Linked DNA regions of Homo sapiens: region 1 is linked to region 2. Evidence: chromatin loops called from intact Hi-C (ENCODE). Cell type or tissue: endothelial cell of umbilical vein. All regions are shown on one strand. Each heading gives the region's core, and the rest is flanking DNA. Links, peaks and the distances in the headings are about the cores only.

Evidence for each region. A loop is a pair of places that touch in the nucleus more often than their neighbours do. Peaks named below come from ENCODE experiments on the same cell type or tissue, not always from the same donor. Only the 100,000 strongest peaks of a DNase experiment are listed, where the experiment ranks them.
Region 1: a loop joins it to region 2, with 6 times the contacts of the local background. A loop is called at or near these places in 10 of 110 quality-filtered maps.

What each region holds. Positions count from the first base shown.
Region 1 is chr13:41,460,431-41,468,379 of GRCh38, reverse strand. It overlaps RGCC (regulator of cell cycle), which reads right to left. Exons shown (of 5, transcript NM_014059.3): 3 at 1,450-1,557. Among named protein-coding and RNA genes, the nearest start is that of RGCC, 6.9 kb to the right of the region's middle. RefSeq lists enhancers at 2,909-3,168, 4,948-5,007, 6,441-6,540 and a silencer at 3,662-3,876. In endothelial cell of umbilical vein, for the core only: no CTCF peak of the experiment used is centred there; a DNase peak (open chromatin) is centred at 2,979; H3K27ac peaks cover 2,249 bases.
Region 2 is chr13:41,349,234-41,357,182 of GRCh38, reverse strand. It overlaps NAA16 (N-alpha-acetyltransferase 16, NatA auxiliary subunit), which reads right to left. Exons shown (of 20, transcript NM_024561.5): 10 at 1,967-2,039. It also overlaps the pseudogene RNU6-57P. Among named protein-coding and RNA genes, the nearest start is that of NAA16, 42 kb to the right of the region's middle. In endothelial cell of umbilical vein, for the core only: a CTCF peak has its summit at 3,988 (motif pointing left); a DNase peak (open chromatin) is centred at 3,962; H3K27ac peaks cover 1,770 bases.

The sequences.
Region 1 (7,949 bases), core at 1,779-4,278, 110 kb before region 2:
TTTGTATTGTGTAGAATATGAGTTATTAGTCAAAAAATTCAGTAAGCATAGCACTGTGCAGAGCAGACACCTAGATTGTGTCATTCCTGCGGCACTAGCCTTCTGATGCATTCTTGCTTGTGCTGTCCCCCCAGGGCAACGCTGCAGCCCTCAGAGTTCCTCCAATATGAAATGAATGAAGAGTTCACTGTTTCTTATCAAAATGGTACAGGGAAGGTGCCATGAGTCTTCTGGGCCCAGGACAGCCTCATCCCCTCCAGGTGCCCACACAAGGAAACGAGTCCTCATTCTGATTTGGTTCTCTCTAGAGCCTGAGATGTAGAGATTTTTTTCATATAGCTGACTTTATTTTTGTAGAGTTCATCACATCATTCATGCCTTCCCTGAAATGCAGTACTGGACAGTTTTATTAATTAACACCTGCTGGCTACAAATGGCTAATTGTTCTTAGCCTTTTAAGTCAATTTGCCACTAGGGGCTTTTTTTCCCTCTTTAATTCCTACCTCTTGAGGATCAGGTAACAAATCTGAGCACGTTTTAAGCCACTTTTTAGACTGCTCTGTCTCTGAATTCAACTGATTCATTACAGACTGAGGGCTGGATAGTGGCAGAATTCCCAGTGGGTGCTAACGTTGCTATGTTGAGAAGGGAACTTTCAAATGCCTCTTCTGAAAAAAGAGTGAAGTCCTGTCTTATTGCCAAAGTGAAAAGAGTGATGGAATTGTCATTTCTTTTTAACTATGTTCCATTTTTATTGCATTCTGCAACTATTTTCAGCAAGTATAACTTTTCTTAAGAAAAAAAGCTCCTTTTGTTTTCAAAAAGGCACTTGTCCAATGTAACAGAACATTCAACTCTCTAGCTGGAGACATTTTACCAGTTCCAAAAAATAAGAAACTGCTCATGCATCTTTAAAGACATTTTAGGTCTATTAATACCACAGTAGAGACAGGCTGGAGCTGCTATTTTAAATCATGTTAGATCATAGCTTATCTAATAATGACAACCCCATTTAATTGCTAAATTGGTCATCTGAAAGCATTGGTTAAATAATTAATGCAATAAAAAGAATCCCACTATCTGCAAAGGCAAACTGCTGAGTTTTAAATTCTAGAACCAACAAGTCTGGGAGGAGACTCCTAAGAAACACTGTCATTTGCACAGTCTTGATTACATCACATGAGAGAGAACAGTCTAGTCTCCAAATTTTCTTTCTCCCTGTGACTTCAGGTTTTCTGCCCCAAATTATCTGATTTCATGTTCACACTGATTAAAATCCTGAGAAATAAAAAATTCCACTGTATACTCTACAGTATTAAGACATTAGTCTTACCTATTTGTTTTGTACATTTGAGAAAGATTGTTTAGGGATAAAAGGGACAGAGAAGGGATTGAGAAGGAGAGAGGAATAAAAAAGCAAAAAACTCAAATTCCAACTAATGACCTTACCTTTCTGAGGAGTGACAGTGGCAGAGAGAAGAGCTGGGGTAGAGTCTGTTGGAGAATTCAGTTTTTCATCACTGAAGCTGAAGCTGTTCCTATAAAGTGAATCTGCACCTTTCAGGAAGGAAAATATACTCATTAGAAATAGTACTCATGAGATTATAGACTTAGCACTTTATAGTCTATTGATAACCAACAATTTGTCTTCAAAATAAGCCAAAGCTGCAACTCTATAGTAAAGAAAACAGCCAGGCATGGGGTGGCTCACGGCTGTAATCTCAGCACTTTGGGAAGCTGAAGCAGGTGGATCACCAGAGATGAGGAGTTCAAGACCAGCCTGGCCAACATGGTGAAACCCCATCTCTACTAAAAATACAAAAATTAGCCAGGCATAGTGGTGTGTGTCTGTAGCCCCAGCTACTTGGGAGGCTGAGGCAGGAGACTCGCTTGAATCTGGGAGGTGGAGTTTGCAGTGAGCCAAGATCACACCACTGCACTCCAGCCTGGGTGACAGAGTGAGACTCTGTCTCAAAAAAAAAGATTAGAAAACAGGTTGATTTCCAGGTTTTATGTTTATGCCCCCAAAATGATTCGAGACAGGGGAGAGAGGGAGTGTGTGTGTGTGAGAGAGAAAGTGTGTGTGTGTGTTTGTGTGAAAGTGTGTGTGTGTGCATGAGTGTGTGAGTGTGGGTGTGTGTGAGAATATGTGTGTGTGAGAAAGTGTGTGAGTGTATGAGTGTGTGTGAGTGTGTGTGTGAGAAAGTGTGTGAGAGTGTGTGCGTGTGTGAGTGTGGAGTGTGTGTGAGAAAATGAGAGTGTGTGTGTGAGAGCATGTGAGTGTGAGAGTGTGAGTGAGAAGTGAGAGAGTGTGTGTGTGTCAAATCAAGTATACCAAAGGCCCTTGCTTCCCCAATACAGGAAGGGGGTGATAGGATCATCATGACCAGTGCTTGGTTGATGGTGGGAGTGTGGGGGTAAGGATTTTAGGCAAAAGGAATCATCTCAAGTGAAATATGTCCCTTCTGCCCTCTGAGCCTCCTAAAATACAAACATCCAGTATCCCATGACTTAAGCCTCTTTCCCTGCTCAAGAGAGATCTTTGCTCTCTTGCTGTCCTATAATTTAATAATCCTCTCTTTTACTTAAGAGAGGTTTTCCTAAGAGTCTGTACTCTTCAGATAAGCCAGAAGGTCAAAGATAAAGACATCTTCTCCTGGAAGTTCATCTATTAGACACTTGGAGTGACATCATGGCTCCCTCTATTCTCATACCTCCAAAGACTTGAACCACAGCAAGATGAGGCCCCAGAAGTTCAAGGCTGAACTGGGAGTCAAGGGGACCATCCAGTCAACTACTAAGTACTAGGGTGCCTTTGAGCTAGTACATCTCTGGGCCTAGCTTACTTATCAATAGAATGGGAAGGCGGACTAAATAATCCTTAAAGGCACTTCTAGCTCTAAAGTTCTGAGATTCTCTAAGTCCTGCTAAGGGGAAGGAAACCAACGCACGGTTGGCCCAGCTGTGTGGCTGTGACTCAGAAAGGGGCTGCTGGCTGAGCAGCACTGACTCAAAGGGTGCAAAGGCAAGGCAGGCAGCAGAAGCAGGATGTGGCCCCTGAGGTCACGGGGAACAGCCTTCCTGGTTAAAACAAAACACAAAGCCAGCCACAGTTGGAGCAGAGAAGTGGCTCTTCAGGTGTGAGAGGGCAGCTGAATGATGGGGGCCTTACCAGGTCCCCGCCTCCTCGGGATTCTTCCACTTTAAGCCAACTACCTCCAGCTTAGGGGGAGGCAAAAACATCTCTCTTTGGTCCCATTAACTGAAAAGGAATTTGCCTAAGTGACAAGAGATAGGCCCAGTACAAAAAGTATCAGAGTTTTCGGAAGAAGAGGTTTCTAGTCTCAGGGAAATTCAGCTTTGTCCCTAAGAGGCTGCCACAACTTCTCAGGTGCCTCACCTGGCTCCCTTTCCCCCCACCCTCTCCTGCCCAGGGGCCCACCTGCCCCCTGCTCTTTTTCGCTGACACCGCCATCTTGTCCACTTTTCCAAACATGCCCAGAAGACCCTTGAGAGCAACCCTCACAATCTTTGCTTCCTTCAGAGGTCCAGCCCAGCTCACCTGAAATGACCACCATCACTGGGCTTTGAGGATGAACATGGACTGAGATCCAAAATCCTGGACCTGATACCTACACTTCCCCAAAAATACATTCCTCAGAGTGCTGGTCCTCCGAGGGCTGTGTGATCAGGTACACCTGAGAAACACCAAACAGCCTTGCTCATTCCCATGGGTATGCCCACTTCCAACATCCTGAAAAGACTTGCGGTTAAACAAAACCAGCCCCATTTCCCCAGTGTACCTGACCACGGGACACTTCTTTGTGGTGCTCCTGCTACTACTTCTCAGGACCCTTGGACTCCGTGGAACCTTACTTGGGAAGCCCTCCTGCTGGCTCCCTCAACCGAGCCCACCTCCAAAGGTGGGCTCTCCAATTCTCCCAAGGGAAGCCCTTTCCCCTACACACAGGAAGCTGGCCACACCCACTGCAGACCTGCAAGGAAGCCTTACTGTTGTCACCATGCAGTCACCAGGAGAATCGCCACAAATACAGCCTGAGAAACTCATGGGGAGAAGATAAGGCAAAATTTAGGGGCAAGAAAACCACAGAGGGTCCTGAGGAGGCAGGCCTCATGCCTAGACTCTGAGCCAGAAAATACCAGGCCCTTGGCACATTATCCGTGGCTATGAAGGATACCTGAGAGCTTCGCCCCCATCCCTGGGCCCAGAGGCTGGCTGGCCCAGATCGCAGGGACCACACCTCCGCTCTCTATCTCCCACAAGCAGCTGGCCTGGGAGAGCAACTTTCCACACCACTGCTCACTCCACCCACCCGGCATGCACCACAGGCCCTACCCTGACTTTGAACTTCAGCTCTCTTCTGCCCCTACTCTCCAGCAAGTTTCCATCCACGTACACTCCTCTGCAGGGGAGAAAGACACCACAATTTGTTCACCTCACAGGCAAGGAGGCCAAACGCTATTGAATGTTGGAAGAAGGAACAATCTAGATATGGAAAGGCCATTACAAAAGAGGATGTTAGCAGGGGAAAAAAGGAATCCAGCAAAGATTCAGGAAAGACTCAGCATAACTCATGGGGCCTGGAGAGAATCTGTAGAGAATGAGCCGTAGATCCAGAATATTGCCAGGACTGTCCTCTGATCCTTTAGGTTCACAGGCTAAATGCCTTCTTGATGTGAGAATTTTTCCCAAACTGAGAAAATATACAGACAAACTGACAGCCACTCCCACAGTGAGGGAGGAAGAGGAGGAAAAATACTAGTTACAATATCTATTTATATAGAAACACACGCAAACAGAGGCATGGCAGCACAGCTACACTCACTTCCTCCTGCCCGCCCCCGCCCTGCCCACCACACACACACACACACACACACACACACACACAGATACACATTAGCTCACGCCCCAGCTCGTTGCCACACCATGACTTCACTCCCTTTCCGTGAGGTGTACAATCTGGGACAGACCCAACTCCAAGTTTTGAACTGTTCAACCTTCGACCACCAAGAAGAAGCCGACCGCCAGCATCCTTGAGCCAAACCTGCTGCAGCTGAGGCGCACCCTGTGATGATATCTACACATCGTGTATGGCACAGATGAAAAGAGAGCCCTCAAGGCCCCAAAGCTACACCACTGGCGAGTGGGCATCTAGCATCTATGCCACTGTCGAGTGGGTGTCTAGAGGCCACGTGAAAACTGCATGACCCTGTAGAGTCACTCTGTTTCTTCCTTGTTAGAAGAAGAACAATAACCTAGGTGCTCTGTGTATAATGCCTGTGGTTTTAATGATTTAACTCTAAAGTTCCTAGCAAAGTGCAGAATAGCACTCCTGAGAGAGAAAAGGTAATCACAGAGAATAAACAGAATCAAGATCCTCCCTCTTCTTGAGAGAGAGCAGCAACATTCTTAAGAGAACTTTCTCTTCAGTGGCATCCTAGAACAAACCTCCCAAGAACAAACTCTCAACATAGAGGTACCCCAAGCTCTAGACCTCTCTTTACCCTTAACCAATAAAATTTCTTTCCATAGAGTTTTATTAAGAACATACAATGGGCAAAATCTCACGCAAGACAGATTTCAAGGTAGGCAAAGCCGGACATCCTGTTCTTTTCCCTCCCCTGGAACTCTATTCCTTGCAAAAGTAATAGCCAGTTAGTCTGATTAAATGACAGCAATGTGTTGCTGGCTGATCACATATTCATGTATTATTGCCCCGCGTGGGTATCAGGTGCTGCTATTAATAGGGGCTCGAAGGACCTAGAACAGTGATAATTTGGGGAACCCTGGCAGGTGGTAAGGCTGGATATTTGAGGGCCTTACAATATCGGCTTCAATCAGCTCTAAAGCACCATCTCACATGTATCTCAAATTCCCATTAGAAACATCCCTGGCAAGTCTAGTTAGTGTACTGAAGTCAGGAACCTCAAATTCTGGGACCGTGTTTTCTAAGGCACCATCAAAAGAAAGAAAAGCATATGAAATATACAACTAACAGAGTCTGAGAAACACTGCTGCAAAATAGAGGCTTGTTTAAAAGGTAGGTGTGTTTTTTTAGCTAGGGGGGTTGGGAGAAAGGTAATTTAGGGTTAGCGCATGTCAACGTGCTGCTCCAGGGGGAAGTAAAACCACAGACAGTAAACCTTACCCAAGGCTCCTGTAAATATAGAACGATCCCACACGTTTAAAGCAAGCAAACTATAGTAATTAACCAAGAAAAAGAAAGCTTTGGACCTACCTCCCTTTTGCCACAGGGAATGGCTGGGGGTGTGGGTTGACTTCTCCTCCTGAAAATCTAAATTCTGATAGCCTCGCCAAAGGGGGGCAAAATAAGAAAGAGCATCTTTCCTCAACTTCTCCACTGTTGTCCCAGCTCCCTTTCTGGGATCGCACTGTCCCTCTATATGCCTTGCCAAGCATCACAAGATCCATTACCCATGCAGAATTGCTAACACAGTACCAGGGAACCCTGAAGGCTCCTCATTGGCCTTATTCTCTCATGGCTTGAACAAGTTCAGGTTCTACCTCAGTGGCTTCTAAGCCACATAAGCCATCTGTCATGCTGGTTCTCCAGGGCCCACAAGGTCCCCTCTCCCAGGGCCAGGCCAGAATAGCCTAAGCAAAGATATGCAGGTGTTCTAAGTCTTGCTGATGCTAAAGAAGCCAGTTCCTCATTTCCTAAATGGTCCTACAATATCATAATAACCCTAGCATACACAGTAGACTTCAGACCTTTTCTGTTGAGCAGCAAAACACTCCCCCGTCAAAGGAAAAATTATGTGAAACCCCAATACCTTAAAGGTATAAGTGCATACCACCTTTTAAAGTTTAAGTTAATATTATAAACTTCTTATAAAGTCAACACACTGGTTAAAACTTGAAACATAATGAGTTAAAATTCCATTTAACACATTTGAGAAAACATGGTTTACCTTTTACAGTTTTAAAAATACTGAAAAGAAGATATATTTCTAAAAATAAATTCAAACCAAAGGTAGTCAATTTCTAAAGCACCTCTGAGGATGAAGTTTGAGAAACACTACCCTAACTCTTAATTGCATTGCCCTTTCACTACTGAAGTTAAAATCACTCCCACTAAAGTGCCTGATTTTTTTACATGTTGGAATCAAGTCTAAACGAAAGTAACAACACTATTTTGATCAACCACATTTGAACTCCACACCCCCCACCCCACCATGTGAAGTTATACTGCAATTGTTATTTTGGTCCTCTTCATGTCTTAAGAGGCCTCCCTGAAAGTGGGAACAGGAAGGAATATTTCCTTATTAAATATCTGTTCTTCTTTCCTATCTGAGTAACTTGTTTCTTTCAGTACGAGGAATGGCTATTTTTTGCCTTTGGGTGCAAGCAACCTAAATTTTTTTTAATGATAATAAAGAAGTATTCTTCAAAGAACAGGCTTGCTGTTTGATCTTCCTTGTAAGGTTGGTGCACCTTCAGACAGAGCTGTAAAAACTAGAGCAAAAAACAAAGGTAACATTGGTTTACATATTCATCCAAAATATTTTCATGCGAGACACTGGCTCCAATGTATCTATATGGTATAGCACAGCATGTACATTGTAATGATATTTTGAAAGTATTCAACAGAGCAAATATTTTCTCCCTAATAGCACTATTAAATAGCATCCTTTCAATTTCACAGCTAGAGAAACTAAATCCCACTCATCACCCAGGGCCTTGACAAGGCTCAATCTAAGCTCTACTGACCCTGCCAGATGACCACCACCTCAAAGAGACACCTTCATAAACAGCCATCATTGACAAACAGGCATGTGATCTGGGCTCAAAAGGACTTCAGTCTATTCGTGAAGACATGGTTCCCATTCCAGCTAATAAATCATCATCATCATCATAACAAGCGTTTGCTAAAAGTGAGCTGCTGTTATTATCCTTATCCTGGTGT
Region 2 (7,949 bases), core at 2,733-5,232:
AACGTGGCTAATATTTTAATTTTTTGTAGGGACAGGGTCTCACTTTGTTGCCCAGGCTGGCCTCCAAATCCTGGCTTCAAGAGATCTTTCTGCCTCAGCATCCCCAAAAGTGTTGGGATCACAGGTGTGGAGCCACCGTGCCCCCACGCCGTCATGGACCTTTTTAATGAGTATAACAGGCTGACAACATCTGAATCTTTATCAATCTTAACATCAAAAAAGAGAGAAAACCAGAATGTCTCAAGCTTCCTGACATGACACAACAGGAAGCACAAAGCACCACCCGTATTTAAACAGAACCTGAATCTAATCCAGCAAGTAAACCTAACTATAACTTACAAGTATGAATGACAGTGAAATACAGCAAATGATACCATGAGAAAGGCAATCAACCAAATCTAGAATATGGGATATGTAAGACAAATGACCTTTCAACAAATGACTGTTTTTTTGAAAGGGAGGGGAGAGTTATTGTTCTAGATTAAAATAATGAGACATAACCATCAACTTATGGAGATATAACAACCAATTATTTGGTGTGAACCTTAACTGGATCTATACTCAAATAAACCAAACACAAAGACTTCTTTTGGATAATGGGGGAAATGTGAATGCGGACTGGGTATCAGATATTATGTTATGAGGTTTTGTGTGACATGGCACTGCGATGACTTCTTCTGTTTACGTGTTTTAAATAGAGATGCACACTAAGATTGGGTATCAGATATTATGTTATGAGGTTTTGTGTGACATGGCACTGCGATGACTTCTTCTGTTTACGTGTTTTAAATAGAGATGCACACTAAGATATTTACAGATGAAACAGTAAGTCTGGAATGTGCCTTAAAAAAACTCATAGAGGGTGTGGCAGCTCACACCTGTAATCCCAGCACTTTCGGAGGCTGAGACAGGCAGATTGCTAGAGCTCAGGAGTTCAAGATCAGCCTGGACAACATGGCAAAATCCCACCTCTAGAAACCTCCCCCAAACCCCCGCGTGTGCGCGCGTATGCACACACACACACACGCACACAAAATCAGCTAGGCATGGTGGCACACGCCTGTAGTCCTTGCCACTCAGCAGGCTGAGGTGGGAGGATCACTTGAGCCCAGAAGTTCAGCTTGCGCAACACAGTGAGATCCCCTCTCTTAAAAAACATCAGAAAAATACTCAGAGTAATGACATGTAAGAGACACATAAGGAACCCGGAAGTTACTTTGTGCATGACTGAAAACATTCTAGTGTTTTCTAAAGTAACTTGCCTTGATTTATATATGCTCCTACAAATATAGAAACAAAGGACCAAACTAAAGAGGATTAAAAGTAATAAGAGGGTAGAAAAAGCAGAGAATTTAGGGATTCAGGAAAAACAGGTTCCAATATAAACTAACTACATGGTCTTAGGCAAGCCATTCAACCTCTCAAGTATGTTTCCTCATGTTAAAACAAGGTTAAGCCCAGGTGTGGTGGCTCACGCCTGTAATCCCAGCACTTTGGGAGGCTGAGGCGGGTGGATCACGAGGTCAGGTATTCGAGACCAGCCTGGCCAACATGGTGAAACCCCATCTCTACTAAAAATACAACACTTAGGCAGGAGTGGTGGCAGGCGCCTGTAATCCCAGCTACTCAGAAGGCTAAGGCAGGAGCATCAGTTGAACCCAGGAGGCGGAGGTTGCAGTGAGCCAAGACTGTGCCATTGTACTCCAGCCTGGGTGACAGGATGAGACTCCGTCTCAAAAAACAAACAAACAAACAAAAAAACCGCACAAGGTTAACTCCCATCTCATAGGATTATGGAAAATTTAAATTAAGTAAGATTGAAAGTGCTCTCATTTCATTCACCAATTTGAAAGCCATTTATTAAGTAGCCATTAGGTAGCACACACATAATATACATAAAAGAGCATTACTGTGATTAAAAATGAAATGAGTAATCAAATTCCAATTCAATCTAATTTAAACTTACCATATGGGCTAAAAAAGTCACACGTTTTAAGAGAGGCTTCATAATTAGTAACAAGTTCCTGGATTATAGAAACCTGTTAAAGAAACATATTTTTAAAATTTAAAAATATCTTCTTGAAGGTATTTTTACCTATTATGGTTTAAATTACATTTGGAAAATATACAGCTTATTTCAGAACTATAAATTAATTAAAAGACTAGGGTATCTGCTTTGTCCCCATTCCTAACATGAGTATTTCCCCGCTTTGGAGAAGGGGTGGAAAAAAACACAAAATAATGGACATTGCTATATATATGGACCACTCACAAGACAAAAAAAAAAAAAAAAAAATGGACCACTCCTATAAGGGACACATTATATAAATATTCAGATTTTCTAAAATGTCATGCATTGCAAAAAAGTGAAATGATTCAAGGTTTGAAAATAAGTGAAATTAAAAATGACTCTTTTGCTTATTATTGTTAGCAATCCTACAATATAATAATTGTATTGTACTTACTATAATTACGGGGTTTCTTAACCAATTTACTTATCTACCTACTACAAAATAAGGTCTGGTGCTCACTTCAGCAGCACGTATACCAAAATTGGAACAGTAAGAGATTGGCATGGCGCCTGTGAAAGGATGACACACACATTCATGAAGCGTTCTATATTTTAAAAGGAATATTTCTTCATTGTTTTGTGAAAACTGGGGCTTTGACATCTTTATTTTCAGAAAAACAATTATATTTCTCTTATTTCCCTACGCCTCTTTACAAACTAACCAAAATTCACTATGGTTCCCCTCACACTGAAGTGGTCATGTGTCACAAACTCAACAGATTTTTGCATATATGGCTACAAAAGAAACCTCTTCACGCATACCATTTAATATAAGAAGGTATAATTTAATTAGCTTTATTTTGAATCCGGATTACTCCTCATGCCACAAAGACACAGGACAGTGTCCATGAAACCACTGATCATCCTAGACACTAGTCAAAACACAAGGCCAAACTGTAACACTTTTCAGGCCTACATGATAGCTTTCTCACATGATGCTGCAGTATACGGCAGGATCTCTAGTAAAGTTCAATGGACAATGTGGAAATAAGGTAGGACTATACATTAACAGTAAGGAACATGTGTAAATAAGAGAAAAAGCAGAATGTGAAAAAAATTTACACATACTATGACTTCACTAAAACATGTATGTACAGACACCACATACTCAATGAAAATATGACCAGACATTAGGGTAGTAGAAAATGGGTACATTCTTTGTGTTTTCTTTTTTAAAAAACAAAGATTGTTTAATTTAAAAACAATGGTTCTGAAAGTGTTATCTTCAGATCATTAATAATACTGTTAAACATTAGTGTCACCATCATGTGGCAATTTGTTAGAAATATTCTGTACAATCTGTTTTGGGGTGTGTGTGTGTGTGTGTGTGTGTGTGTGTGTGTAAGAGACAGGGTCGCCCTCTGTCACCTAGGCTGGAGTGCAGTGGTGTGATAGTCGCTCACTGTAGCCTTGAACTCCTGTGCTCAAGCAATTGTCCCACCTCAGCCTCCCAAGCAACTAAGACTACAGGCATGTATTACCATGCCCTGATAATTTTTTTTTTTTTTTTTAAGAGACAAAGTCTCACTACATTGCCTAGGCTTGTCTGGAACTCCTGGGCTCAAGCAATCCTCCCGCCTCCACCTACCAAAGTGCTGGGATTACAGGTGTGAGCCACCATGCCTGGCCTGTACAGTCTGTTTTTAACAAGCCGTCTGTAAATTCTGATACACAATTAAGAGTTTGAGAACCACTGATAAAAAAAAAAATTGCAAAGACTTTTTTTTAAGCAAAATTAAAGTTAACAGACATTTTTAATCCACCATAACCTCTCCACCAATCTCACCTAGAATATCTGTAACTTAAAAACCTTTTTTACAAACTTAGAAATTTAGTACTCAAGTTGTTAAACTTATAAAGGCAAATAATTTTTTTTCAGGAACTTGCGCCATCTACTGGTAGTTGCTAAAACTGCAACCAGAGGTGGCTTTTAAAAGGGCGGACGTTTATGCATCTCTAGGGTGAAACCTATGTTTTGTTTTGTTTTGTTTTGTTTTGAGATGGAGTCTCGCTCTGTCACCAGGCTGGAATGCAGTGGCGCGATCTCTGCTCACCGCAACCTCCGCCTCTTGGGTTCAAGCAATTCTCTGCCTTAGCCTCCTGAGCAGCTGGGATTACAGGCACCCGCCACCACACCCGGCTAATTTTTCTATTTTTAGTAGAGATGAAGGGGTGAAACCTATTTTTAAAGAAGTCAGTTTTAACAATAAAGGGTACCACAAAACATACACTGAAGTTACATATAATCCTTCATAAAAGAATATAAATACTTCTGAATAAAACAGATCTCCAGATTCAGAACTTCAAAACAAGATCTGATTACGGGGGAAAAAAGGTAATGGAAAATTCATAGGATATCTCCTACATTTAAAAAAACAACAAAGGGGACTGACCGTTGCGGTTCATTAGGCATACTTCTTGAATATATTTTATATATACATAAATTTTTGTTTTTTTGAGACCAAGTCTCACTCTGTTGCCTAGGCTGGAGTACAGTGGTGTGATCTCAGCTCACTGCAACCTCTGCCTCCCAGGTTCAAGCAATTCTCCTGCCTCAGCCTCCTGAGTAGCTGGAACTAAAGGTGTGCACCACCATGCCTGGCTAATTTTTGTATTTTTAGTAGGGAGGGGGTTTCGTCATGTTGGCCAGGCTGGTCTCCAACTCCTGACCTCAGGTGACCCGCCCACCTAGGCCTCCCAAAGTGCTGAGATTACAGGCATGAGCCACTGTGCCAAGCCAAAATTTATAGTTACTTTATTTTTATTTTTTGAGACGGGGTCTCACTCTCTCACCCAAGCTGGAGTGCAGTGGTGTGAACTCGGCTGCCTGCAACCTCCACCTCCCAGGCTCAAGCCATCCTCCTGCCTCAGCCTCCTGAGTAGCTGGGACTACAGGCATGCACCACCACACCTGGCTAATTTTTGTATTTTTTGTAGAGACGGGGTTTTGCCCTGTTGCCCGGGCTGGTCTCAAACTCCTGAGCGCAAGCGATCTGCCCACCTTAGCCTCCTAAAGTGCTAGGATTACACGCATGAGCCACCAGCCCTGGCCTTATGGTTACTTCTCATTCAGTAATTAAGTGAACAATTTTCTAAATTTTCTATGAAAGTTAATCTAAGAAGTTTTACTCAAGTATAAGACTTATTTCGCTCAAGTTTACTTACCATTTATATTTAATTAGGTAGTGTGTAATATGACAAATTAATATGTAATAGCTATTCTTCTTTAAAATGGTGTTTTGCCTCCATTATTTTAAAGTCAAGAAAGCCAATCCACTTAAGTATCTGAGATCGCAACAAAAACATAAATGGCCACCTTAAATTTTATGGCCCCACATTTTTCTTACAATGTGAAAAATTTTCCAAGTTCAGCCACCTTCTCCTGGTTTACTTTCTTCTAACAGCTACATTAGATCAAGATGGAAGAAGCTTTTTATCTTTGTTAATAAAATCTAACCTAAGATAATACCATAACTGTTATAATTTCCTAAAGTATGTCCTTGGTGACCAGCTTTTCTTATGTAAGAGTTAAAAGAACTCTTCATTAACCTTAAAGACAAAGTCCCACAACATCATAACCGATACACATTTTTTTCGCAATGAAGAGACAAATCACAGGTTTAAAATGTCACTGCAATATGAAAGTTACTAAATTAAGTACACTACTTTACCAGCAAGGACCAAAATTGCTGAATTAGGTTCTGATATAAGCACAATTACTAGTGATAATTTTGGTGCTGAAGGGGCTAGTTACAGAGGTAAACTGTCCAAGAACAATGACAATAAAATAAAAGTAACTACAGAGATGAGGTGTGAGAAGGGTGGGACTTACCATCTAATTTAGAGAGTAAGGGAAAATTACCATTTCTTGAACATATTCAAACCAAGTACTTTACAAACTTTATTATTTAATTAAAACACACACCAATGCTTTACGTATTATTTTCCCCAACTTTATGAAAATACAAATATTCATATTCAAAGCACACGAGCACTGATGTCCAACTTCAATGGAATCAAAGTGTACCAGCCTAGGCAAACCTGGATGTTGACTCATTGAACGTCTTCACTTAAGAGCCTGACACTCACAAACTAATGGCTAAAAAACAAGTACTTTCTAACAGTGAATATGGAAGTCCCAAATCAATGTACACCTCTTCTTAGAGCCTTCAAACATTTTGGGGCTGGGTGCAGTGGCTCATGCCTATAATAATCCCACAGCACTTTCGGGGGCTGAGGCAGGCAGATCACTTAAGCCCAGGAGCCCAAGACCAGCCTGGGCAACATGGTAAAACCCCATCTCTACAAAAAAATACAACAAAAGTTAGCTGGGTGTAGTGGCCCGTGCCTGGAGTCCCAGCTACTTGGGAGGCTAAGGCAGGAGAATCGCTTGAGCCCAGGAGGTGGAGATTGCAGTGAACCAAGATTGCGCCATTGTGCTCCAGCCTGGGCAACGGGAGTGAAACTCTTATCTTAAAAAAAACAAACAAACAAAAAAAAAAAACAAAAAAAAACTGGCAGGGCGCGGTGGCTCAAGCCTGTAATCCCAGCACTTTGGGAGGCCGAGGCGGGTGGATCATGAGGTCAGGAGATCGAGACCATCCTGGCTAACACGGTGAAACCCCATCTCTACTAAAAAATACAAAAAAACTTAGCCAGGTATGGTGGCGGGCGCCTGTAGTCCCAGCTACTCCGGAGGCTGAAGCAGGAGAATGGCGTGAACCCGGGAGGTGGAGCTTGCAGTGAGCCGAGATCACACCACTGCACTCCAGCCTGGGGGACAGAGCGAGACTCCGTCTCAAAAAAAAAAAAAACAAAACTGATTTCCTTTTTTGGCCAGGGAAGTGGGGAGACAGGGTCTCGCTGTGTTACCCAGGCTGGAGTGCAGTGATGCAGTCTAAGTTCACTGCAGCCTTCAACCTTCCAGGCTCAAGTGGTTCTCCCACCTCAGCCTTCCAAGTATCTAGAATGCGCCACTGTACTTGGCTGATTTTTGTATTTTTTTGTAGAGACACTGCCTCACTACATTGCCCAGGCTGAGCTCAAGCAATCCTCCTGCCTTGGACTCCCAAAGTGCTGGGATAAAAGACGTGAGCCACCACGGTGGCCTGGCACATTTTGGTTTCATGTTTGACTTTTTTTTTTTTTTTTGAGACGGAGTCTCGCTCTGTCACCCAGGCTGGAATGCAATGGTGCGATCTCAGCTCACTGCAACTGCCCCCTCCCGGGTTCAAGCGATTCTCCTGCCTCAGCCTCCCAAGTAGCTGGGATTATTCCACCACGCCCAGCTAACTTTTTTTTGTATTTTTAGTAGATTTAGGGTTTCACCATGTTGGTCAGGCTGGTCATGAACTCCTGACCTCAGGTAATCTACCCACCTCGGCCTCCCCAAGGGTTGGTATTACAGGCGTGAGCCACCACACCCGGCCACGTATGACATTTTAAAAAGTATACAGACTGTTACCTTTAGTTGAACAAAAATTAAACCAAATTAAACTAATTTTACTAATTATCTTTTGGAATAAATACAGATTTTTATCCTTCAAGAAAACCTGTTTTTCCTCACTAAATCAGCAAAATAAAAGACAAACATATGTAACACATAGCACACATAAGAAAAAAAAAGAAAGGACCAGGCACAGTGGCTCGTGCCCATAATCCCAGCACTTTGGGATGCCTAAGTGAGAGGATCACTTAGGCCATGAGTTTGAGACCAGCCTGGGCAACACAGCAAGATCCATCTTTACAAAATAAACAACTTAGCCAGGCATGGTGGTACATGCCTGTAGTCCCAGCTACTTGGGAGGCTGAGGTAGTAGGATCACTTGAGCCCAAGGGTTTGATGCTACAATGAGTTACAATCTCACCACTACACTCC